Regions from separate parts of the Homo sapiens genome. Here region 1 is linked to region 2. The links are chromatin loops, found by intact Hi-C in ENCODE. Cell type or tissue: ascending aorta. All regions are shown on one strand. Each heading gives the region's core, and the rest is flanking DNA. Links, peaks and the distances in the headings are about the cores only.

Region 1 (15,311 bases), core at 3,760-11,759, 73 kb after region 2:
TCTCCCGTCATGATTCTGTCTTCCTGTGGTCCTGAGAAGGAATGGTTCTAGTTCTCTTGATTTTTCCACCCCTGGAATGGGCATGCGTAATGTGCTCCTGAAAATAGGAGGAAAGGGGCCGGGCGCGGTGGCTCACGCCTGTAATCCCAGCACTTTGGGAGGCCGAGGCAGGTGGATCACGAGGTCAGGAGATCAAGACCATCCTGGCTAACACAGTGAAACCCCATCTCTGCTAAAAATACAAAAAATTAGCTGGGCGTGGTGGTGGGCGCCTGTAGTCCCAGCTACTCGGGAGGCTGATGCAGGAGAATGGCATAAACCTGGGAGGTGGAGGTTGCAGTGAGCCAAGATCGCGCCACTGCACTCCAGCCTGGGTGACAGAGCGAGACTCCGTCTCAAAAAAAAAAAAAAAAAAAAAAAAAAAAAAAAAAAAAAAAAGAAAATAGGAGGAAAGGAAGTCAAATGTATGAAGGTGGGGAACTCTAGTTTACAGGTTATAGCCCTATTTTTCAGTGATGGTTTCCAGCTCTGAACTGTTCACTTGGGCTATACATGATTTTGCTATTCCTGGTGCATCAAAAAAGACAATGAAATGTGTACATAGGATGTACACATAGGAGGTACACATAGGATGTACACATTTCATTGTCTTTTTTGATGCACCAGGAACAGCAAGATAATTACATAGGATGTAAACATTAAGTCATTTTATATATATACCTTATATAGATATTTTATACATACATATACATACATATACAAAACATTTTATATATTATATATTATACATTATATGTATATAAAACATCTTATATATTATATATTATACATATATGTATATAAACATCTTACATAATATATTAGGATATAAGGTATCTTAAGATATAAGATCTTATATAATATATATAAGATGTTTTATATGTATAGATGTATAATATATAATATATAAGATGTTTTATATATGTAAAATACATATAAGATATATGTATTACATATAAGATGTTTTATATGTGTGAAATATATACCATACACATTATATGTAATAAGTATGTGTATATTACATATATGTAAAATATAATTAGTGTCTGTGTTTTGTAGTGTCTTAAGTATTATGTATGATTATTTCCAGAAAGCAGAATATGTATCTATAAATACAAGTAAAAATTATAATATTCTAAATCTTCAAAATCTGGATTTCTCAGTATACCTAGAGTGACAGTTAGTAGAAGCTGTTTGTTTTCACGTTGAGAAGGACTTGCTGTTGGTGAGTTTGCAGGGGCTGGAGAGGGAGATAGTTGTGCTGGCTTCAGTGCCCTGTCTTCTTGCTTAGAAGAAAATTTGGGAAGGGAACTCGAGTTGCGCTGGCAGGAGCCTTGAGTCAGCAGAGTGAGATGAGACCTCAGGTGTGTGCCGGGAGCTGGCAGGTGGCATGGGCCCTACTTTATACTACTTGGTTGGCCGAGAGTTGACCAGCAGGCAAGTTCTGTTTCTGCCCCACCCTGGTCGGCACTTTTCTTTGGAAGACGCAAGTACCTGTCTGGTTGTAGCTCTTCTGAAAATGTGCCTGGATTGGCATCATGGGGATGTGGCGTGCTAGGGGAAGGCAGGGCATTCTAGCTATTTAACTTCTGGGAATTTCTAGGTTGCCCCAAGGCTGCTTTGACTCTGGCCTAAGTTTCTGTTTCTTAACTTTCTTCCATGGTGTTGATGACTTAAAATGAAGGGTCTACATGTTTCTTCACTCTTGAATGTCCTTGTGCCTTCTGGGTGCGAAGCACTTCTACCCTGCTCCCTAGGTGGCCCCAGGCCTCTGCCAGCCCTGTGGGGCTCATGTGGCAGGGTTGGCCACCTTACCATGAGATGGGGCCACTAGGACTGTCTCCTCTCCTGGTGGATGTCTGAGCCCAGGAAGCAGCTGGGGACAGTGGCTTTTCTTCATAAGAGACGGGTGGGTCCCTATCTTGGCCTCGAGCAGTTTCTCAGGACTGGCTTGACCAACTCTAGTGGTTCATGTGGCAGAAATGCTACTGCTGAAGTTGTAATTTTTCTCTAGAAAAATGAAACATGCCATTTGTCATGGCTCATGAAAAAAAACCATTGGATTGGTACTTTTGCATTTCTTAGTGTGTCATTCTCCTTTGCAATAACATACCATTTGTTGCCATGTAGGCAGCCAGTCAGTATCTAAAAATAGCCTCTCCAATAAAAACATTCCACACATATGATTGCAGAAAATTGTTTTGTGTGCACACATGCACATGCCAGTTTGTGCGTGTCTGAAGGCTGAGCACTTTTCATGTTATTTAACATCCTTTTTTTTTTAAATCTCTTGATGTTTTTATTTTACTTAAAGGAGGATTGTAATCCAAGTATTTAAAAACTACCAACTCTAGTAAATGAGTAAATACAGAGTGGAACTCCGCAATCAAATGATTTTGTTATTGCTTGAGTTTGTAAAGCTGGTCAAGCTTTGGTCAACAGATGGAGCTTAATGTGATGTGGTTAATCCTGAACCAAATCACTTAGGACGAAGAGCACTGAGTAGACATTAGAAATCCATGCAAATTCAGCAATCTGACGGTACCAGAGTCACCTTATGTACATGCTATAACATGTCTGTAGCGCTCATTGCTGTTTTTGGAATTTTAAAGAAGATAGGTTCTTGAGCAAACAAAAAAACCAATTTTATTTTAAATCAGAATGCATTTGTTCTGCCGAGAGAGTACACAAATGCTATATATCCTGGTTGAAAGGGAATATTGTCCAAGGAGATTTTCTAAACATTCCTGTGATGATGCGTTCCAGTCTTTGAAAAGATATATAGACTATTTAATCAATATGAACGTATACCATATTTAAAGTACTTAAATTAATAATTAAATGGAATAACTATTATAAAGCTTTGAAATTATGTGATTCAATATGAAACATTATATAGGGAAACCAAATTACTTTCTAAAACTTAGAAAGTTTCTTAATTGTTACTGATTTATATCAAATGGAGAAATAATGCAGAGAAGTGAACTATAAGTTTATAATTTCTGTGATTCCCAAAAGATGGTTCATACTTGAACTAATATCTTTTAGGAACATCTAATAGCAATGGTCAAAATAATTGCTTCTTTTAGAAATATATAGGTGACAGCTGGGCTCTGTGGCTCATGCCTGTAATCCCAGCACTTCTGGGGGGCCAAGACAGGTGGATTGCTTGAGCCCAGGGGTTTGAGACCAGCCTGGGCAACATGACAAAACCCTGTATCTAAAAAAAAAAAAAATGCAAAAATTAGCTGGCTGGTGGCACATGCCTGTAGTCCCAGCTCGGGAGGCTGAGGTGGGAGGATCACTTGAGTCTCAGAGGTGGAGGCTGCGGTGAGCTGTAATCATGCCACTGCACTCCAGCCTGAGTAACAGAGTGAAATCATGCCTCAAAACAACAACAACAACAAAGATATGTGTATATATATATATATACACACACACACACACACACACACACACACGCACACACACACACACACATACATACACACACAGAGAGAGAGAGAGAGATAGGTGACATAAAATGAAAGAGATTTTTGCGATATATTTTTGATTGTCCAATTTAGAATCTTTTTCCTGAAATTATACTGAGATTGTATTGTCAGTTTGGGAAACTTGTGTGAAAAATCACTTACTGCTGATAATGAAATAATTGAATTCCTCTCCCTCCCTCAGGTATTCACTTACAAGCAGAGCACAATTACCCACCAGAAGGTGACTGCTATGCACCCCACGAACGAGGAGGGCGTGGATGACATGGCGTCCTTGACAGAGCTCCATGGCGGCTCCATCATGTATAACTTATTCCAGCGGTATAAGAGAAATCAAATATATGTAAGTTCCACTTGTAATTCCTTTAAAAAGATCCTCACGTTTGAGTGAATGCTTATTTTTGTTTTCAGAGAGTATTTCTTGCCTTTTGAGAATTCTTGTTAATCTAAGTAAAATTATGTTTTCAAGGGATTTGCCACATTAGAAACTTGGGTCAAAAATCATGTTTTCCTAGAGTTTATTGCCTAGGTTTTATTAGTGGGGATTTACTTTCTGTGGAAGGGCCTTCTGCACATCGAGGTAGTTTGACCTTGCTGCTTGTGAATACGCTGTGTTGTGTTCAGTTTCTAAGTGTTCTGCCACGGAAAGAAGTCATGGAGTTGTAGACTGACCGAGGGAAAATGTTGACTTGTGGACATGAGTACTTGAGCTTAAGCTGTCTTTTCTGGATTTTTCTCTTTCTGTGGATTTTCAGTCATTTTTCTGGCTCTGAAGCCCACCCTAGGGTGATAACTTGCATTCAAGGGAACCCATCTTTCTAAGTTGTGGGATTCCTGTTTGCTATTTTGAATGGAGAAATACATAAAAAGTGGTCATGCACATTTTTCTCTCAACTTCTATGAAATGTGACTATACCTGTATTATAAAGTGATATTTAAGAATCACTTGTTATAAATTTTTGACGTGAAAGTACAGATACTGCATTATCTGTCAAGATCAGTTGACCTGCAGATTTTCTCCCCTTTTCCATCTGCCTGTTTGCAAGTCTTTATAGGAAACTAAAGGCAACTGGTTATGTATGTTTATTTCTCTTGTCCAGCTCAAATTTATATAGTTTTTAAGCCAAAATTATAATACTTTAAAAACTCTTGATCTTTTAGTCATTTTTATTCTTTAGGAGTTACATTTCTTTGCCAATATGTTTGTGATTATGATTAATAATAAATTAGCCTTTGCCAGGTGCTGTGGCTCACACCTGTAATCCCAGCACTTTGTGAGGCCGAGGTGGGCGGATCACGAGGTCTGGAGTTTGAGACAAGCCTGACGAACATGGTGAAATCCCATCTCTACTAAAAATACAAAAACTAGCTGGGCATGGTGGCACATGCCTGTAATCCCGGCTACTCAGGAGGCTGAGGCAGGAGAATTGCTTGAACCCGGGAGGCAGAGGTTGCAGTGAGCCAAGATCGCGCCACTGCACTCCGGCCTGGGTGACAGAGCGAAACTCTGTCTCAGAAAAAAAAGGCCAGGTGCGGTGGCTCACGCCTGTAATCCCAGCACTTTGGGAGGCTGAGACGGGCGGATCACGAGATCAAGAGATCGGACCATCCTGGCCAACATGGTGAATCCCCGTCTCTACTAAAAATACAAAAATTAGCTGGGCGTGGTGGCGTGTGCCTGTAATCCCAGCTACTCGGGAGCCTGAGGCAGGAGAATCGCTTGAACCTGGGAGGCGGAGTTTGCAGTGAGCTAAGATCGCACCACTGCACTCCAACCAGGCGACAGCAAGACTCCATCTCAAAAAAAAAAAAAAGAAAAATCAGCCTTAAAATGGATAGTAGGTGCTAATTGAAACTCAAGGCATGCTTAATATTCAGGTTCTTCCAATTTATCTACCCTTAGACTGAGAAAGGAGCTGGGAAAGAGAAAGAATTATATATTTATGGGTTTAAACTGCTAAATTTTCCTCAGTTAAAAAAAAAAAGAGTGTATTTGCCTTTTTTTTTTTTTTTTGAGACAGAGTCTCACTCTGTCACCAGGCTGGAGTGCACTGGCACTATCTTGGCTCACTGCAGGCTCCGCCTCCTGGGTTCAAGTGATTCTCCTGCCTCAGCCTCCCGAGTAGCTGGGACTACAGGCGTGTGCTACCACGCCCAGCTAATTTTTGTATTTTCAGTAGAGACAAGGTCACCATGTTGGTCAGGATGGTCTCGATCTCCTGACCTTGTGATCCGCCCGCCTCGGCCTCCCAAAGTGCTGGGATTACAGGCATGAGCCACTGTGCCCCGCCCTTTTTTTTTTTTTTTTTTTACACTGTGAAAGTGTCATTTTTGTCAAATCGACCTAATGTTTGCCAAATGTTTTCAAACAGCCCTGTCCAGAGAAATTCAATCATGCTGTCTTCCTCTGACTTGCTGAGCTAGCTTGTCCTGTCTTTAGATTAAAATATTTTCCATATGTTCAGAAAAGGTAATGTTTATACCTGTTGGTGTGAAAGTGGCGATGCATTCTGTGTTTTGCATGAGCTGGCATAATGTGCATTTATTTCTCTGTTCTCATCTCAAAGATCCCCTTGTAGATGACCAGTGAACCACCTCTTTCCCATAGAATACCACTGCATAGGTATCCACATGACCGCTGCACTGTGCGTGTGTTGTTATTATTAAATATTTGACACTGTCGTGTAACTATTTGTTTACATAGCAGTTTCTTTGCTAGGTTTGTCAAGGACTTATTTTGTCTTCCTGGAACCAAGGACACTGCCAGGCACCTGGTAGTTGTGCAATAAATGTTTATAAAATAAATGCCATTCATATTACAAAGTCTTGTAGTTGATAAAATGTGAACCTGGATTTTAAAATTTTTTATTGGTGTATGTCTCTTGTAGGTGCAGATAGGTTGAATATACCTAATCCAAAAACTCCAAATCCACAATGCTTCAAAATCCAAGACATTTTGCATGCTGATGTGTTGCTGAAAGGAAATGCTCATTGGGAATATTTTGGATTTTGAATTTAACTTAAATTATGCTTAACCAGTACATAGTATGCAAATATTCCAAAATCCAAAAAATATTGAAATCCACAACACTTTGTGTCCCAGGCATTTCACACAAGGGATGCTCAATCTATATTTTGAAACTCATACTTTGCTGTCATTAGAGAAAAAACACAAGTTTGTTTTTTTTTGTAATAGTGTCTTGCTATGTTGCCCAGGCTAGACTCAAACTCCTGAGCTAAAGTGATCCTCCTGCCTTAGCCTCCTGAGTACCTGGGATTACAGGCACGTGCCAGCATGCCCACCTAGACACAAGTTGTTATTGTACATTTTCAATAGTCAAGAAAAAGTAAGTAAATTAGAAGGAAAAAAAAACTACACAAGGGTTTAAAAGGCAGACCCTTTTAAAAAGTTTTTTATTTATTTTCCTCTTTTCATGATAATAATGTTAAACCTGACAGCTAAATTGCCAATACATACTATGAATAAGATCTTGGTCTTGGAATAAGGTCATATTCTTCCTTTCTAAGGGGAAACCCGTAGGATTTTTGTGCATCCAATTTGCAGTTCAGTTCAGTTAATTATGCCATTGTAGACCTTCCGTTTGAGGCTTGCAAAATTGTATATTATCCATAAAGCAGCCACCATGATTTTTTAAAATTATCATTGAAGCCATTCACCGGAGATGTCAGCGTCTGTTGGACTCCGCTCACATCGAGACAAGACCGCCACCTGTCAGAACAGCCACTGCTTCTCCACATTTGATCCTGGCTCGGAGCAATGCCTGTCTATATCTTTAAAAGAGAAAAAAAATAAAATGACTTGAATTGTTCCAGAGATGTTGCATTAGTTTTCTTTTGCTGGATAACCAGTTACCATAAGTGTACCAACTTAAAAAAACAAAACGGCCAGGCACAGTGGCTCACGCCTGTAATCCCAGCACTTTGGGAGGCCGAGGCGGGCGGATCACGAGGTCAGGAGATCGAGACCATCCTGGCTAACATGGTGAAACCCCGTCTCCACTAAAAAAAAAAGTACAAAAAAATTAGCCGGGTGTGGTGGCGGGCGCCTGTAGTCCTAGGTACTCGGGAGGCTGAGGCAGGAAAATGGCGTGAACCCGGGAGGCGGAGCTTGCAGTGAGCCGAGATCGCGCACTGCCCTCCAGCCTGGGTGACAGAGCGAGACTCCGTCTCAGGAAAAAATAAATAAATGAAGATTACAGTTCTGTAGGTTGAAAGTCCCATAAGTCTCACCAGCAGAAATCAAAGGGTCAGCAGGGCTGCGTCTGTTTCCAGATGCTCTAGAGGAGGATCCGTTTCCTGCTCATTGTGTCGTTGGCTGAATTCAGTTACTTGCAGTTGGAGGACTGAGGTCCTTGTTTTCTTGCTGACTGTCACCTGAGGGCTGTTCCCAGCTTCTAGAGGCCGCTCACATTCCCTGGTCTCCTGATCTGTGGCTCCCTTTCTTCATCTTCAGTGCCAGTAACCATGTATTGTTTCCCTCTCATGGCTTCAAATCTTTCCTCCTTCTCCTCCACTGTCTTCTTTCTCTCTCTCTGACTGCAGCCAAGAAAGGCTGTCTGCTTTTAAGGCCTCACATGATTAGATTGGGCCTCCCTGGATGATCTCCCCATCTCAGGCTTCATAACCATAATCACCTGTGCAGAGCCCCTTTGCCATGTGACATTATCTAGTCACAGGCTCTGGGATGAGTGTGGATGGATGTCTTTGCGGGAGGAGCCATTATTCTGCCCACCATACGTGTCCTCCTTTTTTTGTTGTTGTTGGTTTTTTTTTTTTTTTAGAGCCAGGGTCTCACTTTGTCTCCTGGGCTGGAATGCAGTGACATGATCGCTGTTCCCTGCAGCCTCTAACTCACTCCTGGGCTCCAGTGATCCTCTCGCCTGAGTATATATATAGTACTACAGTATATAATATATAGGACTATAGGTGTGAGCCACTGCACTTGGTTAATTTTTAAGTTTTTTTAATTTTTTTAAATTTATAAAACATTGCTATGTTGCACAGGCTGGTCTTGAACTCCTGGGCTCAAGTGATCCTCCCTCCTGGGCCTTCCAACGTGTTGGGATGACAGGCATGAGCCTCCGCATCCAGCCAGGTACTCTCCTTTGAGTCATATCATTGAGGAGGGACTCCTGTGGCATTTTCCCCCTGCTGGCGTCTGGATGTTTCATTATTTGTTGACTTTCTGTTCTGAGCTGTCAGGTTCCATGGGTTGCTGGCAAGTGGCTCATCGCCAGGTAGAGAGGCTGCCATTCTTTGCTAAGGAGTAATGTTAGCTTTTTCTCCTTGGGGACTGGTCTTTTTATCTGAGAACTTTGTCAGAAACCAGGAAAATATTTTTTTATTGTAGCTTTTGGCATCTTCTATTGAAATGGGGTAGAAAGTGATAAAAAAAAAAAAAAAATAAAAGCACCCAGAATAGTCAAGTTAGAGTTGATCTTCCCTTTTCTTCACTAACCTCCTCTTTGGCTCCGTATTGATAATTGAATCTTTCTGAACACCAGTTTTTAAAATAAACGTGTTTTCAAAGGTCAGATATCATAATCCCTCTTAACAGGGATGTTTTAAAGTAAAAGAAGTGAAAGCTCTGGGAACTTTAACCTTTGTACCTTTGTCTCCATCTTAGCCATCTCATAGCAACAAGTGTTTATTTAGAAAGTTCCTGCCTCGAACTTGGCTCCATTTTAAGGGGGATTTGGAAGAAGTTTACAGCATCATCCCTAGCCTCAAAGCTTGCAATTTAGTGGGGAGATAACACCAAGGCCAGCTCACAGCACATGGCCTTGGATAGCTGAAGTCCTGTCATTGAGGGTTATGTGATGATGACACAGGCTTGGGTTTGAGTGTGCTTATGAAGCCCCTGAACCTTACCGCTGGGCCCTTTAGCTATTCCTGTGGGTGCATTCCTGTCCCAGGCTTGTCGCTGAGGGGACAGAGGCCGTACCGAGTTTGATGCCAGTGTCCATAGGTCTGGACTGCGTGGTTTAAGCTGCAGTGCCTGGGTTAGAGCCCCTCTGCGCTGGCTGTAACTGCCTGTGCAGAAGCCCGGCCTTCTATGCCCCTGTTAGATTCTCTTCCTGGAACCCCAGGCTCTTCCTGCCTGAGACTTCCCCTCATCAATCTTATCCTTCCTCTGGCCACTTCAAGACTAGAGCCCTGCTCTGCTCCCAGTTCCCAGCCAGGGGCCCCAGGTTTCCACCCTGAACCTCTTGGCTATGGGTTTGCTGCCTTGAGGAGAGGGGGTTGGCTCTCTCCTGATTGTCCCCTTCCTTGGAATGGGTCTGATGAGGGCCTAGACTTCTTCATCTCCTGTCACCGCCTGCTAAGACCTGGCAAGGGCAAATACCCGCTAAGGAGAGGAGGAGCAGGGTATGTGTTTGTGGTACAGAGACATAACCTATGTGTGGCTCAGGAAGCCCTATGGAGGTGGTGGTGGTGGTGACGCTACAAAGGCATGAGATCAATCAGGGTTGAGTAGAAAGCCTGGCATGGTGGCTCATGCTTGTAATCCCAGCTCTTTGGGAGGCTGAGGCGGGAGGATCGCTTGAGCCCATGAGTTCAAGACAAGCCTGGGCAATTTGGCGAAGTCCCATCTCTACAAAAGATTGCAAAAATTAGCCAGCCGTGGTGGCGTGCCCCTGTAGTCCCTTCTACTCAGGAAGCTGGGGTGGGAGGATTGCCTGAGCCGGGGAGGTTGAGGCAGCAGTGAGCCGAGATTGTGTCACTGTACTCCAGCCTGGGCAACAGAGCAAGACCCTGTCTCAACAAAAGAGAAAAAGAAAAGAACTGATGAGAAGGAAAGGCCAGTGAACACCATACATGAAGATGGAGAGCTGAGAGTGAGCTTGATGCGGCCTCATCGCAGCGGGAGAAGGCTGTCTTTGCTCATGGAATCAGATGCTGGCTGGGGAATGTGCAGAAATTAGGTGGGATGGGCAGCCTGAGGTTAGAAGCCTTAAACCATTGGTTCCCCACCTAGGATGATTCTGCCGTGGGGACATTTTGTAATATCTAAAAGACATTTTTGGTCTCATAGCTACGGTCAAGCGACGCTACTGGCATTTACTGAGTAGAGGCCAGGGATGCTGAGAAACATCCCGGAGTGCCTGGGGCAGCCCCAGAGTCATCTGGCCTAAGATGTCAGTGGTGCCAGAACATCCCCCCCCCACTTACCATCAGCTCACCTGGAAAGTTTGGGGCTGATGGTACACAGACCCCACTATATTTGTTAAAGTTTTCTTTTTGTTTTTTTTTTTTTTTTTGAGACAGAGTCTTGCTCTTTCGCCCAGGCTGGAGTGCAGTGGTGCCATGTCGGCTCACTGCAACCTCTGCCTCCTGGGTTCAAGCAATTCTTCTGCCTCAGTCTCCTGAGTAGCTGGGATTACAGGCATCCGCCACCACACCCGGCTAATTTTTGTATTTTTTTGTAGATACAGGGTTTCACCACGTTGGCCAGGCTGGTCTCGAACTGACCTCGGGAGATCCACCCGCCTTGGCCTCTCAAAGTGTTGGGATTACAGACGTGAGCCACTGCACCTGGCCTTTATTTTGTTTTAGAGACAGGATCCCGCTCTGTCACCCAGGCTGGAGTGCAATGGTGTGATCATAGTTCTTTGCAGCCTTGACCTCCCAGGTCAGCCTCTAGAGCAGCTGGGACTACAGGCACGCACCACCACGCCTGGCTAATTTTTAAATTTTTGTCAAGACTGGGATCTTGCTATGTTGTCCAGGATGATCTTGAACTCTTGACCTCAAGCCATCCTCCCACCTTGACCTCCCAAAGTGCTGGGATTTATAGGCATGAGCCACTGCACCCAGTCTGTTTAAAGGTTTCTGAAAGGAGAATTTCTCTAAGAAAAATTTCAGAAGATTTAAGAGGGAAGTGATATGGCTGAGATGAGAAAGGACAGATGGGCTGAGGGCGTGTTGCAGTAATTCAGTAGGGGAGGGCTGAGGGTTTTAGACCAGGGTAGAGATGGGAGAAAAGTCATGGGGACTGTAGGGAGGGAGGTGATGGAAGAGGCTCCATGTCACTGTCTCCCGGTCTTGTCAAGTGCTGTGGCTGTGAAAACGTGGCACCGTCCTGGAAGCTCCTGAGCAGAGTGAGAACAAGTGTTTTTTAGGTGCCTGTTTTCTGTCTTCCTGTGCTCTCTGGCCCTGGATCATCTCAAATTATTATGTACCCAGCATCTAAGCACAGTGTTGACAAGAGCAGGAGAGGTTTCTGTTGCACCGAAGGCAAGCTCAGTGGCCAGAGTGGAAGGGCTGCCAGGTTCCGAGGCGTGGCAGTTTTGTTTCCTGCTGAATGGAAGAGAAGCACATTCTCTTCATTACAGGGATTGTGGAGCTCTGGGTCAGTTGCGCAGAGGAGACTCCTCTCCCAGTCTCTAAGGAATGGCTCAAAACCACATCACGGGGAGAGCTGCAGGGAACTTCAGCGGTCGCCTGCAATTATGGTGTTGAGGCTGGCTCCAGAGGAAGCTCTTCCCTGTTCCACCCAGCCTTTTGGTTAGTTTGTTTGTCTTGCCGAACAAACAGCACAGAGATCAGAATCAAAGGAGCCAATTTTAAGAAATGGGGCTGTTTCTAAAGATAAATGCTTCAGTAAGCACGAACTATGCTTCACAGCTAATGTATTTTTAGATGTTTCAAAAATATCCTCCTTTGGTTAGGTGGCATTCCAGCCCAAATCTGCAAATGTGTTTGATGTTGCTTCTGAATTAACTTTGAAGCCTGCATCTGTCAGGCAAAATGTGTTAGCAGGCATCAGCCAGAGAAAGGCCTATTGATTTTAGCAGCCGGTTGAACAGAGTTCACCTGCAGGGAAGTCACGGCCTGCTTGCCATGTGAAGGCTGGGCATACCCTGCCGTGGACTGGACTGTTTGGGAATCTTGCAAATTGAAATCTGTGTTTCATTTTCTTGAGTTGAGTCTTCCCAAGGTAGACTTGGTTGGCTTGTTTACATCCCTTTCCAAGGCTCGAGTCAAGTCACAGCGCGCCTCTCACGGAGGCAGCGTGGCCTGAAGGCCGCGTGGTTGGTTGGTTAGCACTGCCTTGGCATTGGGGTGCCCTTGGGACAGATGAACGCAGTGCAGTTTGAACACACTTGGGGCAGATGAACACAGTCAGGACTTTCTGGGTTTTTTTGGCTTTTTTTTTTTTCCACATGAAATCAAGACTCGTAGCCAAAAGATGATTGTAACCATCTGTCTGACTATATGTATTTTAAAACTTTACCAAACATTTATGCTCCGGAGTGGCCGCTTCCACATCAGCACATGAGAGTGGCAATTTGAAACTTGTTTTTTTGTGATTTTTTTTTTTCTTCCTTGTCTCTCTTTGGGTTTAGATTCCTTTCAAGGCTGGGCGTGGTGGCTCATGCCTGTAATCCCAGCACTTTGGGAGGCCGAGGCAGGCTGATCACAAGGTCAGGAGTTTGAGACCAGCCTGGCCAACATGGTGAAACCCCATCTCTACTAAAAATACAAAAATTAGCCAGGCGTGGTGGCGGGTGCCTGTAGTCCCAGCTACTTGGGAGGCTGAGGCAGGAGAATCGCTTGAACCTGGGAGGAGAAGGTTGCAGTGAGCCGAGATTGTGCCACTGCACTCCAGCCTATGCAATAGAGTGAGACTGTCTCAAAAATAATAATAATAAAAAAGATACATTCCTTTCAATCAGGAGAGAATTTTAGTCAGAAAGTCACTCAGGTGAAATGGAAATGCCAGCCTCTACCTTGAAGACCTTGACTTCAGTTAACAGCTTGTCTCTTGAGATGGTTTAATTTTCAACAAACTTGAATGCTTCACGATTTTTAAAAAATTGTTTCTAAGTGTTTATTTTTTATTTTTATTTATTATTATTTAGACCTCACTCTTTTGCCCAGGCTGGAGTGTAGTGGTGCGATCATAGCTCACCACAGCCTCCAACTCCTGGGCTCAAGCAGTCCTCCTACCTCAGCTTCCCAAGTAGCTGCGACTATGGGTGCGTGCCACCACAGCCAGCTAATTTTTTGTATTTTTAAAATTTTTTGTAGAGATGGAGGCTTGTCGTGTTGCTCAGGTTGGTCTCAAATTTCTGGCCTCAAGCGATCCTCCCACCTGGGCTTCCTAAAGTGCTGGGATTACAGGCATGAGTCACTACACGTGGCTGAAATGTTTCTAATTGTTTAATTGGACAACATCAGACAATTGGGTTATGTAGAAGATAGTGGGCATAAAGCACTAGAAGACAGTTAAAACATGAATTTATTTGGTGGATTGGTGGTGAAATCATGTGTCCTCAGCATATCGATGCTGATGCCGCCCTGCCTGGGTACCAGGCTCTGTGTTAGGCTCCAGGGATGCAGAATGACTCTGGCTTACAGGAATGGCTTGTTGAAAGACTGAGTAAATGAAAGGTCCCTAATTGATTAGTGAAGACAGACACAGGCAAACGATGAACAATAGCTCAGGGTGACAATGGGTGTGATAAAAATACATGGGAACACAAAGAAGGAGCGTCACAATGAGGAGGGGATGAGAGGGTCAGAAAATGATTCCTCACTGAGGTGCTATTAATAGTTGGCCTGAGTTTTGAGCATATGTAGAGGAATTTGGCCAAGAAGGAGGATAGCTGTCCTGGCAGCAGATCATCATGTGGAAAGACGGAAATATTGTGATGCATTGTTATTTAATATCCAACGCAGGACATTCTAGATGCCAGAACAAAGGTTGCATGCTGCTGGCTGGCAAGGCGGTCGAGAGCAATGGAGGAAGGAATGGCTCTGTGCAACTCAGTGAGCTTGAACGGACTCATGAAAGCTGTAGGGGATAACTTTAAGCATGCGTTTTGGGGAAGCGTCACTTGGTCACAGGGTGGTGGATGAGAAAGGAGGGGCTTCCAGTTAGGAGGGGTTACTGTGTGAGATACCGAGAGGTAGATGCTAAGTGTTTAACTGGGTTTGGGGGCCAAGTAAGCTGAATTTCTGTAGGATTACTGGATTACTCATTTGGGTAGGCTGTGGTGCCATTTGTCAAGTTGTCACTATGTGTGAAGTAACAGGTGTTTGGGGGAGGTTAGCCATGTCTGTTGAGCTTGAGCCAGTGGACCACTGAACATATGGATCTGTAACTTACAGCTGAAGTTGCACTCAAGATAAAGATTTAGGAAGTAAGTCACTGCCGTATTTAGCCGAGGTGTTTGAGAGAGAAGGAAACGGGGGGATGGTGAGTACGAAATAAATCTGGATAATGGATCTCACTTCTTAACAACTCTTCCCTTTAGCTGCCATAGCACAGACTTTAAATAACCCATTTCCCCAGTGCATTTCAAATTGTATCTTCTACATCCAGCTTTTCAGGACTACATGACGAAAAGCATTGTGGTTTTATTTTCATTAACAATAGCGATGATACATACCTCTGATTTCTGTAGCACATAGCGGTCATGTGGGGTAACAGAGGATCCCTTGTTGTTACTGATCAGAATCTTAGTCCCGGGGGAGTGAAGCAGTGCCAGGGGAGGTTCTTCAGGGCTGTGGACTTGGTGTCTTCTGACTTGACCAAACCATGCTGTTTAGATGAGTTATTTCTGCATTGGGATTGTGATATCCAACCTGGGTCCCTTGGTCTCTATAAGCATCCTGTATGAGGCCACTGAGTCACTTTAAGTTTTCTCAGTTATACTTGATTTTTTTTTTTTTTGAGACGGAGTCTTGCTCTGTCGCCCAGGTTGGAGTGCAGTGGCACTATCTTGGCTCACTGCAAGCTCCTCCTCCTGG
Region 2 (15,311 bases), core at 4,383-12,382:
CCGGTGAGCTGCCTCACCAGGACATGGCTGTATTTGATGGACAGACCTCAGACGTCAGCCTCCTGGGCTCGGCCCATTCTCCATTCACTGCAGCAGGGTCTTCACTGCAGCCCCCCTGCCACTGCTTTGTCCCACCCCTTGATTCCCCTGAGGGAGATCTTGGGAATTTCCAAATTTTGAGTGACTGAAGGCCTTTCAAACTGAGAAAGAATTAAAAATGGATCCTTCAAAATGACTTGTCTACTGTGTGGTTCTTTTAAAACATAATTTGAAAAGAGTATACTGCATTGTAAAACAGTAATTTTGCCCACATTTTATTGGTAAGGGTGGAGGTGATTTTAGTCCTTAGTGGTTTGTAGAGCTTGGCGGGTTAGTCTGAGACTGTTTTTTCTTGTGCTGGACAAAGGTGAATGTCTTCATTGTTTCATTGTGTAGAGCTGTTAATAGTTTATGGAGGGTGATTAAGTAGCGCTGCATAAGCCAATTTACAGTGTGTCTTAGTCTACACTGGCACTTGGCTAATTTGCAGAAAATTGGACCTTTCAACATGGGGCTTCCTCCCTCTACTCCGTGGGGGCTTCTCCTATTCATCCCTCAGCAGTCTGGCTTCCCCTCCAACACCGCAGGCTCCAGTCCTCTGTGTATCCCCACATTAGTCCTCCTGGTGTCAAGTTTCAATGATCTGTTTGCACTTCATCCCCATTGGACTGCAGGCATCTGGGAATGAGGCGTGTCCCTTACTAATCTTTGCGCTGGATCTCTGGCACAGTATCTGTGTTGTTAAATGCGTCAGTGGCCACCTCTGCTTTCCATGAAGCATTTCTGATTATCCACTCACCTTCTTTCTCAGAGTTAGCCTCTTTAATCCCCACAGTTCCTGGGAGGTAGATTGTATTTGCTTTTCCTCTACATTCGATGAGGAAATGAAGGCCCGTGGAGGTTCATTTGTCCAAGGCCACATGGCTAAGATGTGGTAAAGCCAGGGTTCCTGTCCAGGCGGTTTGGCCCCCTGGATAGAGCCATTATCAAAAACCACTATCCTTCGGTCTAGCCAGGAAAAAAAACTTCAGACAGCCCACAGAGGAGGGATGTTTCACAGAATACCTGACCAGCATTTCTCAAAACCGTCAAGGCTATCAAAGAAGGAGCATGACGATTACATCCAATGTCCCAGAAGGGGTCCTGGGACGGAAAAAGGACATTAGGTGGAAACTGGAGAACTCTGAATGAAGTGTGGCATTGAGTTCATGGTAAGGTGCCAGTGTCGGTTCCTTAGTGTGATAAATGTCCACATTATGTAAGATATAAGAACAGGAACCAGAGTGAGAGGTGTACAGGGACTCCCTGTATTATCTTTGCAACTTGTCTGGAAAATCTAAAACTATTCTAAAATGAAAAGTTTACTTAACAACTTAATGACAATGCCACCACTAAGCCCACTGCACTCCACTGCCTGGCTGGCTTGTCACACACTCTGGGTACCCTCACTCCTCGCTGCCTGGTGCCCACCCACTGCTGGGGAGAGGCTGTGTCCTCGGAGAAGAGTCCCCTCCAATTTCAGCACGTAACAGTGACGGAGGGATATAACTAGGGCTAGTCACAGGGCCATCAGAAGTGCTGCCCCCACTTATTTATTTATTTATTTATGTTTTTAGCAGTGTAGTCTGTTCCAAAGTCTCTGTTGAACCCAACAGGAGGTGTAATATGGAGAGAAATGAAAATGAATTTTGCTGTAGGAGGGAAATAATTTTCTTTTTTTTTTTTTTTTTTTGAGACAGAGTCTCACTCCCTCACCCAGGCTGGAGTGTGGTGGCACGATCTCAGCTCACCGCAACCTCTGCCTCCCGAGTTCAAGCGATTCTCCCACCTCAGCCTGCTGAGTAGCTGGGACTACAGGCATGCACCACCACACCTGGCTAATTTTTGTATTCTTAGTAGAGATGGAGTCTTGCCATGTTGGCCAGGCTGGTCTCAAACTCCTGATCTCAGGTGATCTGCCTGCTCAGCCTCTCAAAAGTGCTGGGATTACAGGCGTGAGCCATGGTGCCCAGCAGGAGAGAAATAATTTTCTATAGACAAAATCTTAGTGTCAAGAGGACCAAAGAGGCATTTATGTCATTTAAATGTTTCTCATCCTCTTCAGCCTCCTTATCGCTTTTCTGTTGGGGGTAGCTTGTAATTGTAAGTTCTTTTTTTTTTTTTTTTTTTGAGACAGAGTCTCACTGTGTCACCCAGGCTGGAGTGCAGTGGCGCAATCTCGGCTCACTGCAAACTCCGCCTCCCAGGTTCAAGCCATTCTCCTGCCTCAGCCTCCCGAGTAGCTGGGACTACAGGCGCCCGCCACCACGCCCGGCTAATTTTTTTTGTATTTTTAGTAGAGATGGGGCTTCACCGTGTTAGCCAGGATGGTCTTGATCTCCTGACCTCGTGATCTGCCCGCCTCGGCCTCCCAAAGTGGTGGGATTACAGGTGTGAGCCACCGTGCCTGGCCTGTAAGTTCTTTTTCAATGTTTTGTGTCTGGAAAGTAGCTGGGCTGGTAATGTTGTTGGTTTGGAGAAACTGTGGTGCGTTGGTTGAACGAGGCCTGTGCATTCTTTGGTTCTGTAGCAAGGCCTTGAGAGGAGAGTTAAATTAAAGCAATATGAGGGCTGAAAGCCATCTGGATGTGACCCAGTAAGGTGCCAGCAGCAAGACCCCAAATACAGGTACTGCTTTGTTGGGTTGAAGACCTATGGCATCTTTTGTTTGTTTGTTTGTGTTTGAGATAGGCTCTCGCTCTGTCACCCAGGCTGGAGTGCAGTGGCGCAGTCTTGGCTCACTGTAACTTCCGCCTCCTTGGTTCAGGAGACTCTCTCACCTCAACCTTCCAAGTAGCTTGGACTATAGGCGCATGCCACCATGCCCAGCTAATTTTTGAATTTTTTTGTAGTGACGGGGGTCTCACCATGTTGCCCAGGCTGATCCTGAACTCCTGAGTTCAAGTGACCTGCCTTCCTTAGCCTCCCACAATGCTGGGATTACAGTCGTGAGCCACCGTGCCCGGCAACCCCATGGCTTGAAGCATTTTGGTTAGCCGTCTCATGTGATCTTTTTGTGTTATGTATCAGATAAGCTAGGTGTCAACTCATTTTGTGCAGAGAGATCTCAAGTAATGAATAACTGTGCTGAGCTATGGGTAGAAGAGCTGGAGCTTGAGTCCCTGTCTTCTAGGGGAGCACCCAGTGCCATTTCTGTAACCTCATACTGAAACCTTCCAGCAGCCCTGCCTCTCTCTCTTGGTAGCATGGTTTCTGTAGATGCATTTACCATTCAACGGAGCAATAAGTCTGGCCCTGTTCTAGGTGCTGAGGATTCCACAGCAAGTAAAATCCATTTCTGCCTCCCATAATACAAATGATATAAATATGATGTAAATACTAGTCAAAGCACTGAAATAACTTGTTTTGGTGTTCTAGAGAAAGTATATAAAAATTAGAGACATTTGTACAGGTCTCGCTTGTGAACTGCTTTCTAGATGTTTTCTGAAACCTGTAACATTTGTGTGTGATGAAAATGAGAGCTGATATTCCTTTACTTGCAAATAATGGAAACTCCACAAAAACTAGTGCAAACTGAAAAGAGGACCTTCTTGCATATGTAATAAGGAGGGTCAAGAATGAAGATGGTGGTTGGGATAACGGATTCCAGGGAGTGAATGAGGTCAGGTGTGAGTCTACCTATTTGTCTGCATAGTTGTCTCTCCCTCCCTGTCTCTTTTAATTTGTGATATAATTCACACATCATGACATTCACCCATTTAAAGTATATAATTCAGTGGTTTTTAGTATCTTCACAAGATTGTACAACCATCATCACTATCTAATTTTATCACATTTTCCTACTCCAGAAAACCCCCCACAAAACTCCGTACCTGTTAGCAGCCACTCTCCATTCTCCCCTCCTCCCAGCCCCGGGCAACCACCAGTGAGCTTTCTTTTCTCCTCTCCCCTCCGCCTGCCCCTCCTTCCTCCTTCCTCTCTCTCTCCTTCCTTCCTTCCTTCCTTCCTTCCTTCCTTCCTTCCTTCCTTCCTTCCTTCCTTCCTTTTCTCTTCTCCTTTTCTCTCTCTTTCAAGACGGAGTCTCACTCTGTCATCCAGGCTGGAGTGCAATGGCACAATCTTGACTTCCTGCAACCTCTGCCTCCTGAGTTCAAGAGTTCAAGCAATTCTCCTGCCTCAGCCTCAAGTAGCTGGGATTACAGGCACCTGCTACCGCGCCTGGCTAATTTTCTAATGTTATGTTTTAGTGGAGACTGGGTTTCACCACGTTAGTCAGGCCGGTCTCTAACACCTGACCTCATGTGATCCGCCTGTATCGGCCTCCCAAAGTACTGGGATTACAGATGTGAGCCACCGTGCCTGACCAACTTTCTGTCTCTATGGATTTAACTTCTTCATATAAATGGAGTCATACAACATGTGGTCCTTTGTGACTGCCTTCTTCTACTTAGCATAGTGTTTTCTAGGCTCATCCATGTTATAGCATGTATCAGTTCTCTGTTCATTTTTATTTTATTTTATTTTTTGAGACAGAGTCTTGCTCTGCCGCCCAGGCTGGAATGCAGTGGCATGATCTTGGCTCCCTGCAACCTCTGCTTCTCGGGTTCAAGTGATTCTCCTGTCTCAGCCTCCAGAGTAGCTGGGGTTACAGGCATGTGCCACCACACCTGGCTAATTTTTGTATTTTTAGTGGAGATAGGGTTTCTCCGTGTTGGCCAGGCTGGTCTCGAACTCCTGACCTCAGGTGATCTGCCTGCCCCGGCCTCCCAAAGTTCTGGGATTACAAGCGTGAGCCACCACGTCAACCTTATAGTTGAATAATATTCCATTGTATGAATAGACCACATTAAAAAAAAATCCATTCACTAGTTGATGAACATGAGGGTTGTTTCTGCTTTCAGGCTATTGCACATAATGCTGCTATGAACATTTGTGTACAAGTTTTCGTGTGGACATATGTTTTCACGTCTCTGGGGTATTTACCTAGCAGTGGAATTTCTGGGTCATATGGTTAACTCTATATTTTACTTTTTGAGGAACTGCCAAACTGTTTTCCACAGCAGCTGCATCATTTCACATTCTTAGCAGCAGTGCACGAGGGTTCTAGTTTCTCCACATTCTTGCCAACACATTATGTGTCATTTTGATTGGACTAGGTTATCTTTTATGTACCTTTTAATCCAGGAAGTATGATTTTGTGAAAAAAAATTTGTTTTCGATATGTGATAGAAATCTGCAAAGGAATTAATTAATATGTATGAAACAGAAATGACAAATGGCTGTTTTAAGTTTATTTTCTTCCCACTGTGTTCTTGGGTCGTTCATTTTTATGAAGTAACAACAAACTCCTGTTCTGAGCATACTTGTGTATTTTTTCTGAAAACAGATGGTAGCCAGAACACAACTGGGATTCCATTAAGAAAATCTTATCAGTTTGTTTATTTGTAGGCATTTCTCTCCCCCTCTCCCCACAAAAATGATTCTTATCAAGAGGAGGAAAGGACAATAAACTGGGAAATGGGAGGTAAGGATGTCTGGTATCAGATTTCACGCAGAGTGCAAACATCTTGTGCTGGTCTTTTATTGCCCTTTCTGTCCTGTACCTCCTACTGCTTCCACCAAGAGGAGTGGAATGCAGTTCTTAAACCAGCTGTTTTGTTTTGTGTGCTTTAAAAACAGGATTTCCCACTAGTTTTTGAGAGTTCTTAGTGGGACAGTTTTATACATTTTATAAAATCTGTGTCTCCTAGCTCCATTTACTTACTTGTCTTTCTTGGCTTGTTCTGCTGTTTTCTTTCTTTCTTTCCTTCCTTTCCTTCCTTTCGTCCGCCCTTCCTTCCTTCCTTCCTTCCTTCCTTCCTTCCTTCCTTCCTTCCTTCCTTCCTTCTTTCTTTTCTTCCCTTCCCCTTCCTTCTTTCCTTTCCTTTCCTTCCTTCTTTCTGTCAGTCTTTCTGTCTTTCTTGATGGAGTCTTGCTGTGTTGCCCAGGCTGGAGTATAGTGGCGTGATCTCGGCTCACCGCAACCTCCGCCTCCTGGGTTCAAGCAATTCTCCTGCCTCAGCCTCCCGACTGCCTGGGATTACAGGCACCCACCACCATGCTTAGCTAATTTTTGTATTTTTAATAGAGATGGGGTTTCACCATGTTGGCCAGGCTGATTTTTTTTTTTTTTTTTTAAATTTTTTTAAATTTTGAGGCAGGGTCTTGCCCTGTCACCCAGGCTGGAGTGCAGAGGCACAATCACACCTCACTGCAACCTCCGCCTCTTGGGCTTAAGCCATCCTCCCACCTCAGCCTGCTGAGTAGTTGGGACTACAGGCATGTGCCACCATGCCCAGCTAATTTTTATGTTTTTTGCAGAAACAGGGTTTTGCCATATTGCCCAGGCTAGTCTCAAACTTCTGAGCTCAAACGATCCTCCCACCTCAGCCTCTCAAAAGTGCTGGGATTCCAGGCATGAGTCACCATTGCCTGGCCTGGCCTATTGTTTATATTATGTAATTATTCCCTATGGAACAGAGAGAACAGATAGGAAGGGCATTAGAGTGGGCATAGTTTACCTCTGTGCTTTTTAGAGCCAGAACTATTTTATTTAATTCAAATTTTACTTTTTTTTTTTAAGAGATGGGGGTCTTGGCTTATCTTGTTCAGGCTGGAGTGCAGTAGCACGATCAGAGCTCACTGTATCCTCGAACATCTGGGCTCAAGGGATCCTCCTGCCTTAGCCTCCCAACTATGGGAGTATCTCTGGCTATTTTTTTTTTCCTTTTGAGACGGAGTCTCGCTCTTGTTGTTCAGGCTGGAGTGCAGTGGCGCAATTTCGGCTCACCACAACCTCTCCCTCCTGGGTTCAAGTAGTTCTCCTGCCTCAGCCTCCTGAGTAGCTGGGATTACAGGCATGCACCACCACACCCAGCTAATTTTGTATTTTTAGTAGAGATGGGGTTTCTCCATGTTTGTCAGGCTGGTCTTGAGTAATTTTTTAATTAAAAAAAATGTTGTAGAGATGAAGTCTCACCATCTTGCCTAGGGTGGTCTTGAACTCTGAGGCTCAAGTAATCCTCCCACCTTGGACTCCCAAAGTGTTGAGATTACAGGTGTGAGTCACTATGCCCAGCCTAGAGCTAGAATTATTTTACATGCCGTCCACTCTTTCCTAGTGCCTGGTATATGATTGGGGAGGGGGTGTTAGGAGATATTTGGTGGAAGGATGGACTTGTGGAAGTATGAGGGATGGAAGAATGGGTGAGTGGGTGGAACGATTTACAGATGGATGAATTATTTTAGGCATGTTGGCTGATTCTTTAGGTCCACTTTCTAATAAACATATATGTGTTGGCTACATAATGATGGTTAACTAATAGATGGAAAAATTTGACTTTTATTTGTTGTATCGTCACATTCCTACAATGTTTGAGGTACTCTCAGCAATTTGGAGATGTCTCATTTCTTTTAGTGTTAAAAATTGTTTCTGGGACTATTTCTGGTCACTGTAGTTTAAAAGATTAACTGAAAAGGTGTTTTAAGGAATTGTGAGGAAGGTGGGGGAAATCAGATTATAAAACTCAGGACTGAGGCCAGACATGGTGGCTCACGTCTGTAATCCCAGCACTTTGGGAGGCTGAGGTGGGTGGATCACCTGAGGTCAGTCGTTTGATACCAGCCTGGCCAACATGGTGAAACCCAGTCTCTACTAAAAATACAAAAATTAGCCCAGTGTGGTGGTGCGCACCTGTAGCCCCAGCTACTTGGGAGGCTGAGGTAGGAGAATCACTTGAACCCAGAAGGCAGAGATTTCAGTAAGCCGAGATCATGCCACTGCATTCCAGCCTGGGCGGCGGAGCTAGACTCCATCTAAAAATAATAATAATAATAAAACTCAGGACTCAATCAGTTGGCAAGTTGGAACCCATAACTATGGGAATAAACTCTTTACAGAATCACACATTTATAATTGAGGCATCCTGCCATTTAGCATAGTTCATTTTGGTTTTGATTTTGATTGGAAGTGTGGGATGGCGGTGAATCTTTGTATCTTTTCCTTTGGAACATTGACCAAAGATTAGTGTATTGTTGGTGATACCTTTTACCGCTTTCTTTTCCTCTCCACCTCTTACTATCGTAAACTTTTCATGTTATCCTCTGGATGAAAGCTGCTATTCCTAGTGGTGACAGAGTTTGACACTGTGGGCAGGATAAGGGGAAGGAATGTGGGTGCTATTCGATCCTTCCCATCCGGTGCACTAGAGAGCTGGGAAGGACCAAAAACATGGGACAAATTGGTCTGTGAACTTTATGGTAATGAGCACAGGCAGGCCTCAGTTTACAACCCTACTGTGTTTTTTTTAGGTGTGTTTATTAGTATTTGGAACACTGTGGTCTTCAGTGGCAATAGTGTTTTTTTGTTTTTGCTTTGTTTTTTTTTTTTTTTTTGGAGATGGAGTCTCGCTCTGGCACCCATGCTGGAGTGCAGTGGCACGATCTTGGCTCACTGGAACCTCTGCCTCCCTGGTTCAAGCGATTCTCATGCTTCAGACTCCCAAGTAGCTGAGATTACAAGCCCGTGCCACCACATCCAGCTAATTTTGGTATTTTTAGTAGAGGCGGGGTTTCACCATGTTGACCAGGATGGTGTCAAACTCCTGATCTCAAGTGATCCGCCTTCCTCAGCCTCCCAGAGTGCTGGGATTACAGTCAGGAGCCACTGTGCCCAGCCGCAGTAGTGTTACAAATGATCTTTTAGCCCATAGGCAAGCTTGAGAAATGATGATGACGATGATGATGTAGCTGAAAGCTATAAATAGCTGAAATATATTCCTTCAAAAAATGTAGAGCATTTCAGCAATAGGCCAGTCTGGGGAGTTACCCAACACTTCTGGCAGCGCCTTTGAGAAGAAATTATGTCGGAATTCTGAAGCACAATGTCAGGAACACATTTTCCCCTGGGATTAGCTCTCTGATGGGCACGGGACAGTTGTTCTTGCGGTTGCCTATATAGAGAACAAACGTCTATAATTGTTCTCCAGCCCAAAGAAAAATATTACAAACTCGGGACTCTCAAACCACACATTTCCAACTTTATCAACTATGTGCTCACCAAGTTTCTCTCTTGAGACTCACTTTATTACTTTTCCTTCCTCTGTAGTTGGTCAGGGTGGAGCTTTGACTTGCCATCTCCTTCAGCTCCGCATCCTTTGACCTGAGCCTAAAAACCGCCTGTGTTCCTTTCAGGGCCTACATGGCCGTGGCTGAACTGAAGCTTTCCTCTGTAGAATTGGATGCAGTTCTTCAGAAATGATTGCCAGCTTCGGGTTTAAAACCCTGTAGTCTCAAGACAAGGAATTGAGTCAGAGGGACTCATTTAGCTGTCGTGGGTGCCCTACTCTGTTTGAGTACTCTATGGCAAGGACCTATGAAGGCCACCGACTGCTATGGGGGATGCCTGGGTGTCCAGGGATGCTTGGGGACTGGCTGCTACCACTTCAGGTCCCCTGCTGAGGGTGGCTGTCTCTGCAGGGGAGAAGTCTTAGATTTCACCTTCCCCTTCATTTCTGAATCTTAGGGTTGTGCCCCAGCTCACAGTGCTCCCTCATCCTTGTGGCTCGCGTTAGCGCTGCATTTGTCATACTCATTTTATACCTGTGATGATGCCACCACCCCCCAACCCCCGCCGTTTTTTTTTGTTGTTTTTGTTGAGACAGAGTCTTGCCCTGTTGCCTGGGCTGGAGTGCAGTGGTATGATCTTGGCTCACTGCAACCTCTGTCCTCCGGGTTCAAGTGATTCTCCTGCCCAGCCTCCCAAGTAGCTGGGATTACAGGCACCCACCACTGCGCCCAGCTAATTTTTTGCATTTTTAGTAGAGACGGAGTTTCATCATGTTGGCCAGGCTGGTCTTGAACTCCTGACCTCAGGTGATCCGCCTGCCTTGGCCTCCCAAAGTGCAGGGATTACAGGCATGAGCCACTGTGCCCGGCCGATGAGCACCTTGCTTTGCTCTTCTCTCCATTCTTATCTGCACATGGCTAAGTTTTCTGACAAGCTTTGCACTGGGGTTTGCAAGCATTTGGGAGTTGAGACAGCATCTGAGGTTAAAGAGCACAGTGGACAGGCTGTGTCTGCATGGTTCCAATAATCTGCATTAAAAGTCGGCTCTCCCTTAAAAAAAAAAAAAAGCAGAGTGGACAGAGAGGAGGAAGAGTGTTCTTCTAGCACCACTGCCCACCTGTCGGCCTCTGCTCCTCTTTTCCTTATGTTTGTCAAAGGATTTGAATTAGACTGCAGAGGCTGCTTTCTCTATTCTCTGTGTACCCGGTTTTAATGATACCAGAAATTAGGTCTGCCCCAGCGATACTTTATCTGTTGGGATTTTTGAAGTTCATGGGATTTAGACAACAGAGTCTGCTTTCAATTAACTAGGTCACTGACAGTGAATGGTTTTGTAAACACCTTCAGTTTGGCCATGGCTCTAGAACACTGTATTACTCTAGAATAGTGATTCTCAACTAGAATGATCCTGCAGTCCCCAACAAAGAATCATCTAGTCCACAATGTCAATAGCACCGAGGTGGAGAAACTTGTATTACAACTTCATGTTATAAAAGCCACGTGTGCTTTGATGTGTCTTTGAGTAATAAGAATCAGAAAAAAAAAGCATCTGGTAAGTTGGAAAGATAACTCCTACTTCCAACAGAAGGAAAAAAAAAAAAAGACGAAAACAGGAGAAAAAGTGCTGCTTAAGTCCTTGGTGCTCACAACCCGTTTCTGCAGTTCATCAAGAACCAATATCCCCACTCCCTAGGCCCTACATTAGAGATCTCCTAAACCAGGTGACTTCTTCACTGAGTCATTGCAGGCAAAAAGAGGAAAACTTTCTTTTGGCTGTTGAATTTACTGCAGATTTAAATAGCCATATTAATTTATCTTATGCATTACAAAGTTATTTGACCTCTGTGTCTTTTTATTTTTTATTTTTATTTTTTGGAGACAGAGTCTCCCAGGCTGGAGTGAGGTGGTGCAATCATGGCTCACAGTACCCTTTACTTCCCAGCCTCAGGTGATCCTCCCACCTCAGCCTCCCAAGTAGCTGAGACCACAGGCATGCACCACCACGCCTGGCTTATTTTTTGCATTTTTAAAATAAGAGACAGGGTCTCTCCAGGATGCCCAGGCTGGTCTCAAACTTTTGGGCTCGGGTAATCCGCCTGCCTCGGTCTCCCAGAGTGCTGGGATTACAGGCATGAGGCACTGTGCCAGCCCTCTGCATCTTTAAAAAGGAAAAAGCAGATCACATTTCAAGAGCAAATTTTGAGTTTGTCATGTAGGTGGCCAGAGAATCCTGAACTGAGGTACTTAACATAGGCGAGAGAAACAGCTGTGGGAGATGAGCAGGCACAGTGCCCTGTTCCGGGGCTGAGACTAAGTTGTATGTTTGGCTAAAGAATGTTCTCTTTTTCGTGAACCTGTAATTAGAACATGCTGTACAGAATGGTATTTAAAGTCCACTGTCATCTCTTTTTAGGGTTGTTTCTCTAACTTATTTTTAAACTTATTTTTTCAATCAGAGTTCAGGAAAGAAAATCATTTTTGAAATCAGAAGAGAAATGTAATAGTTTTTAAAAGGGCAACAGGAGGTTAAAATTTGTGATGGTGATACTATCCTCTTTATCTTAAAGCAGAGGTCAGCAACTTTGTGTGTCAATATTTTAGGCCTTGTGCAGCAGCTTCACTTTGCCATTGGAGTGGGAAGGAGTCATAGATAATAGGTGATGAATGGGCCAGATGGGGAGGTATCACCAAGCAGGAGGCCGTTGGCCAGGGTTTTATGATTTTCTTCCAGGGAAGGGGATAATTGTCCACAATGACACCATGGTACAATCCATCACAACCTCATCCTTAGATTAGCTTGGGCAAGTCTCCTGCGTGGTCTGTTAGCCCCTCTAGTCTATGTTACTGGAGAGCAGAGACTTAATGAATTCAACATGGCCCTTGAATTTCATCATTATGGGGTTGTGGTGGTTTTGATATGTTTCTCAACACCTCTGTTGCTCAGTTACAGAAATGTGATTGGGCTTTCCTACTCTGGAATGGTTAAGAATGTTCATGTGCATTTGAGAAATACGTAGGCTGGGAAAACAATTTTTTAAAAATGATGGCCGGGCGCGGTGGCTCACACCTGTAATCCCAGCACTTTGGGAGGCCGAGGCGGGTGGATCACAAGGTCAGGAGATCAAGACCATCCTGGCTAACACGGTGAAACCTCGTCTCTACTAAAAATACAAAAAATTAGCCAGGCGTGGTGGTGGGCACCTGTAGTCCCAGCTACTCAGGAGGCTGAGGCAGGAGAATGGCGTGAACCTGGGAGGCAGAGCTTGCAGTGAGCCGAGATTGCACTACTGCATTCCAGCCTGGGTGACAGAGTGAGACTCCGTCTCAAAAAAAAAATAAATAAATAAAAATGATTTGATATTATTGAGTTATAATTCCATAGAGAGAAATTCACCCATTATAGGTGCCCAGTAGAATGATTTTCAGCACATGTATATAATTGTGCAGCCATCACCACAGGGCAGTGTTAGGACAGATTTCCACCTTTTTCACTCAGTCACTGTCCCTCCCGCACCCAGCTCTGGGTAGCCATTCATCTATTGTCTGTGTCTATGGATTTGCCTTTTCCAGAAACTTCATATAAACGGAACCACACAATATGTAGCCTTTTGTATCTGGCTTCTTTCACTTACCATGATGTGTATGGTCCATCTTTGTTGGTGAATGTATCAGTGATTTTTTTTTTTAATTTAAATAACTGAGGAGTCTCATTGTATGGATTTATTCTGAGTATCTCTATACCAGTTACTAGACCTTTGAATTGTTTCCAGTATTTTTGCTGGTAAGAATATTGCTGCTATGAATATTTGCACACAAGACTTAAAAAAATTTTTTTTTGAGTAAACAACTAGGAGTTAAATTGTTGGGACATATATGATAAGATTATGTTTAGCTTTTTAAGAAATTGCCAAACCATTTTCCAAAGCAGATGTACCATTTTACATTCTCAGTTTCTCTACATCCTCACCAACATTTGATAAAGTCAGCCCCTTTTATTATATCCAGGAAATCATTGTTGGCAGTAGAAAATGGAACCTCTGTGAACCTTACGTTTGAAGAAAGGGACGGTATTGCCTCTCTGTCTTATAGGATTGCTTTAAAGTTCAAAGGGGGATAGGAATTTATGCATAAGTGCTTTATATTGCAGAAACATTTCTGGTGATTATGTACAGAAAAATTTTTAGCCATTATATTAACACTCACATATTTGTCTCAGAAATTAAGATGCAAACTTGTCCACGTTTTAATAAAATGTGTATGTTATGATCAAACTTGTTCCACCTGCTTATAAAGGCAATTTTTTAATCAAATTGTGAGCCTTTTCCATATGCTAGGTTGCCTATATAATGTATTAAATTATCAGCCTTATTTAACAATGACTGAATGTAATAGTTTGCATACGGTGGGCAAATTTTTCTTTCCCACTCCAACTTAGATGGTCTGGTAAATGTCTGCCTGTGACTTTGTTTTCAAATGCTTGTGGGTGGCCTCTTTCGGACCTGGGCACATGTGTTCTAATAGAGTGGAAGTAGAAAGATTGGGGTCTCAGAGAAAGCACCAGGAACAATCTATGTAAAAAATACCTATTTCAGCAGTTTAACTTTGCAATTCCGATTCTATGAAAATTGCCAGTTAATACTTTTTCAAAGAACAAAGGGGGTGTTTTGAATGCATTTCCCTTCCCACCTGTGGAAGACAGCTGTTTGTGATAGACCTAGGAAAACTGGCCAATGGGCTGTGGATTTGAAATCTGGGCTGGATTTTGTAAAAGTTGCTTATCAGCAGTTCTTCACACCTGTTGGAGAAGACCTTTGGACTGCAGGAGCTGAACTGTGTATTTGATCATAAAGCACTGTGTCAACAAAGGGCTTTTGTAGTACTTTCAAACGAAAGGGTAAAGAGACCCACAGTGAGATGCTAAGTCAAAGAAACTGCACGCTGGAGTGAAAAAATATGTTCTGGATGGCCTGTGGAAGCCAAAAGGGTACATATTAATCCTGCTGACAGTTTATATTAATTTGATAATGTTGCATAATCTCAATTTCATTCTTACTAAATAGACAATTTTGATTGGGAAACAGGTGTGTGAAATCCTTTTTAATGAAAACAATGCTAGTGATGGTCACAATACACAGAAAGCTTTGGACTAGGGGTTCTGGGTTGGAGTTACACTGGGAGTTATTGTTTCCTGATTTTAACCTAATGAGTAAAAGTTCTTGCCTTATATCACTTTGAACATTTTCATTGCTGCGAGCATGGGCGTGTATGTGTGTTGGGAGGTGTATATTTAAAAGCTTTCAAATATTGCAGTCCCTGACATGTGAATTAAAGAGAGGCCGAAAAAAGTCATCAGGCACTTGAAATCTTTTTCTAGAATGTTACAAATAATGTGGCTTGGGTATGGAGTGATATTTGAGAGACCAGCGTCGTAGCAGATGCCTGAAGTCAGTGTTCTTTTTGGAAGCAGCTGTTTGCTAATAAAGAAATCAGGACTGACAGGCAGTTGTTAAGTCTCATTCTTCATGTGTGTTATCAGTGTCTCAGGCTGAAGCAAGAGTAGGGGGTGAGGGACTTGTGTGCAAATAGGTACTGGCCCCTGTTGGTGCTGTGTGTTCTTTACATAGGCAGGCCTCAGGATTTATATAGGAGCACTTAATATTCATTTTTGATGCTATTTTCCATCTTTATAGCAGAGGATTTAAACTCCTGTTTGGAGCATCTTTGAAGATCTATGAATGGAGTAAACAACTTAGAATCTCCATAGCATGTACCAGGGAAATGAGTGCCTATGGGGAGGGCCTCTTATAGATAAGGTCACAATAGGGGATACTAGGAGAGTCGTATAACTCTCCGGGGAACTCTGTGAGTTGGTCAGTGGGGAAAGGAGTCTGTTCCACCTCAATATTGGGATCTCCAGCCACTGTGATTTTAGAAATGTTTGTAGAACCTCCTTCTGGGGATTCCTGTTGGCCCGCCCCAGATTCATTCATCAAACAAAGAGTGACAACTATGGATCCCGAGTAACAGTTAACATTTGAGGTCCTGGCTTGTGGATTTTATTTACTTATTTATTTATTTTTTGAGATAGAGTTTACTCTGTCACCCAGGCTGGAGCGTAGTGGCACGATCTCAATTCAGTGTAACCTCTGCCTCCTGGTTTCAAGCA

The links. Hi-C counts contacts between places; a loop is a spot of excess contacts. Peaks named below come from ENCODE experiments on the same cell type or tissue, not always from the same donor. Only the 100,000 strongest peaks of a DNase experiment are listed, where the experiment ranks them.
Region 1: a loop joins it to region 2, with 2.1 times the contacts of the local background. A loop is called at or near these places in 4 of 110 quality-filtered maps.

What each region holds. Positions count from the first base shown.
Region 1 is chr5:16,806,571-16,821,881 of GRCh38, reverse strand. MYO10 (myosin X) reads left to right here. Exons shown (of 41, transcript NM_012334.3): 3 at 3,715-3,873. Among named protein-coding and RNA genes, the nearest start is that of MYO10, 120 kb to the left of the region's middle. RefSeq lists enhancers at 12,009-12,508, 14,992-15,311. In ascending aorta, for the core only: no CTCF peak of the experiment used is centred there; a DNase peak (open chromatin) is centred at 8,711.
Region 2 is chr5:16,880,094-16,895,404 of GRCh38, reverse strand. The region is part of intron 1 of MYO10 (myosin X); the gene reads left to right. Among named protein-coding and RNA genes, the nearest start is that of MYO10, 49 kb to the left of the region's middle. In ascending aorta, for the core only: no CTCF peak of the experiment used is centred there; DNase peaks (open chromatin) are centred at 8,904 and 9,226; H3K27ac peaks cover 3,275 bases.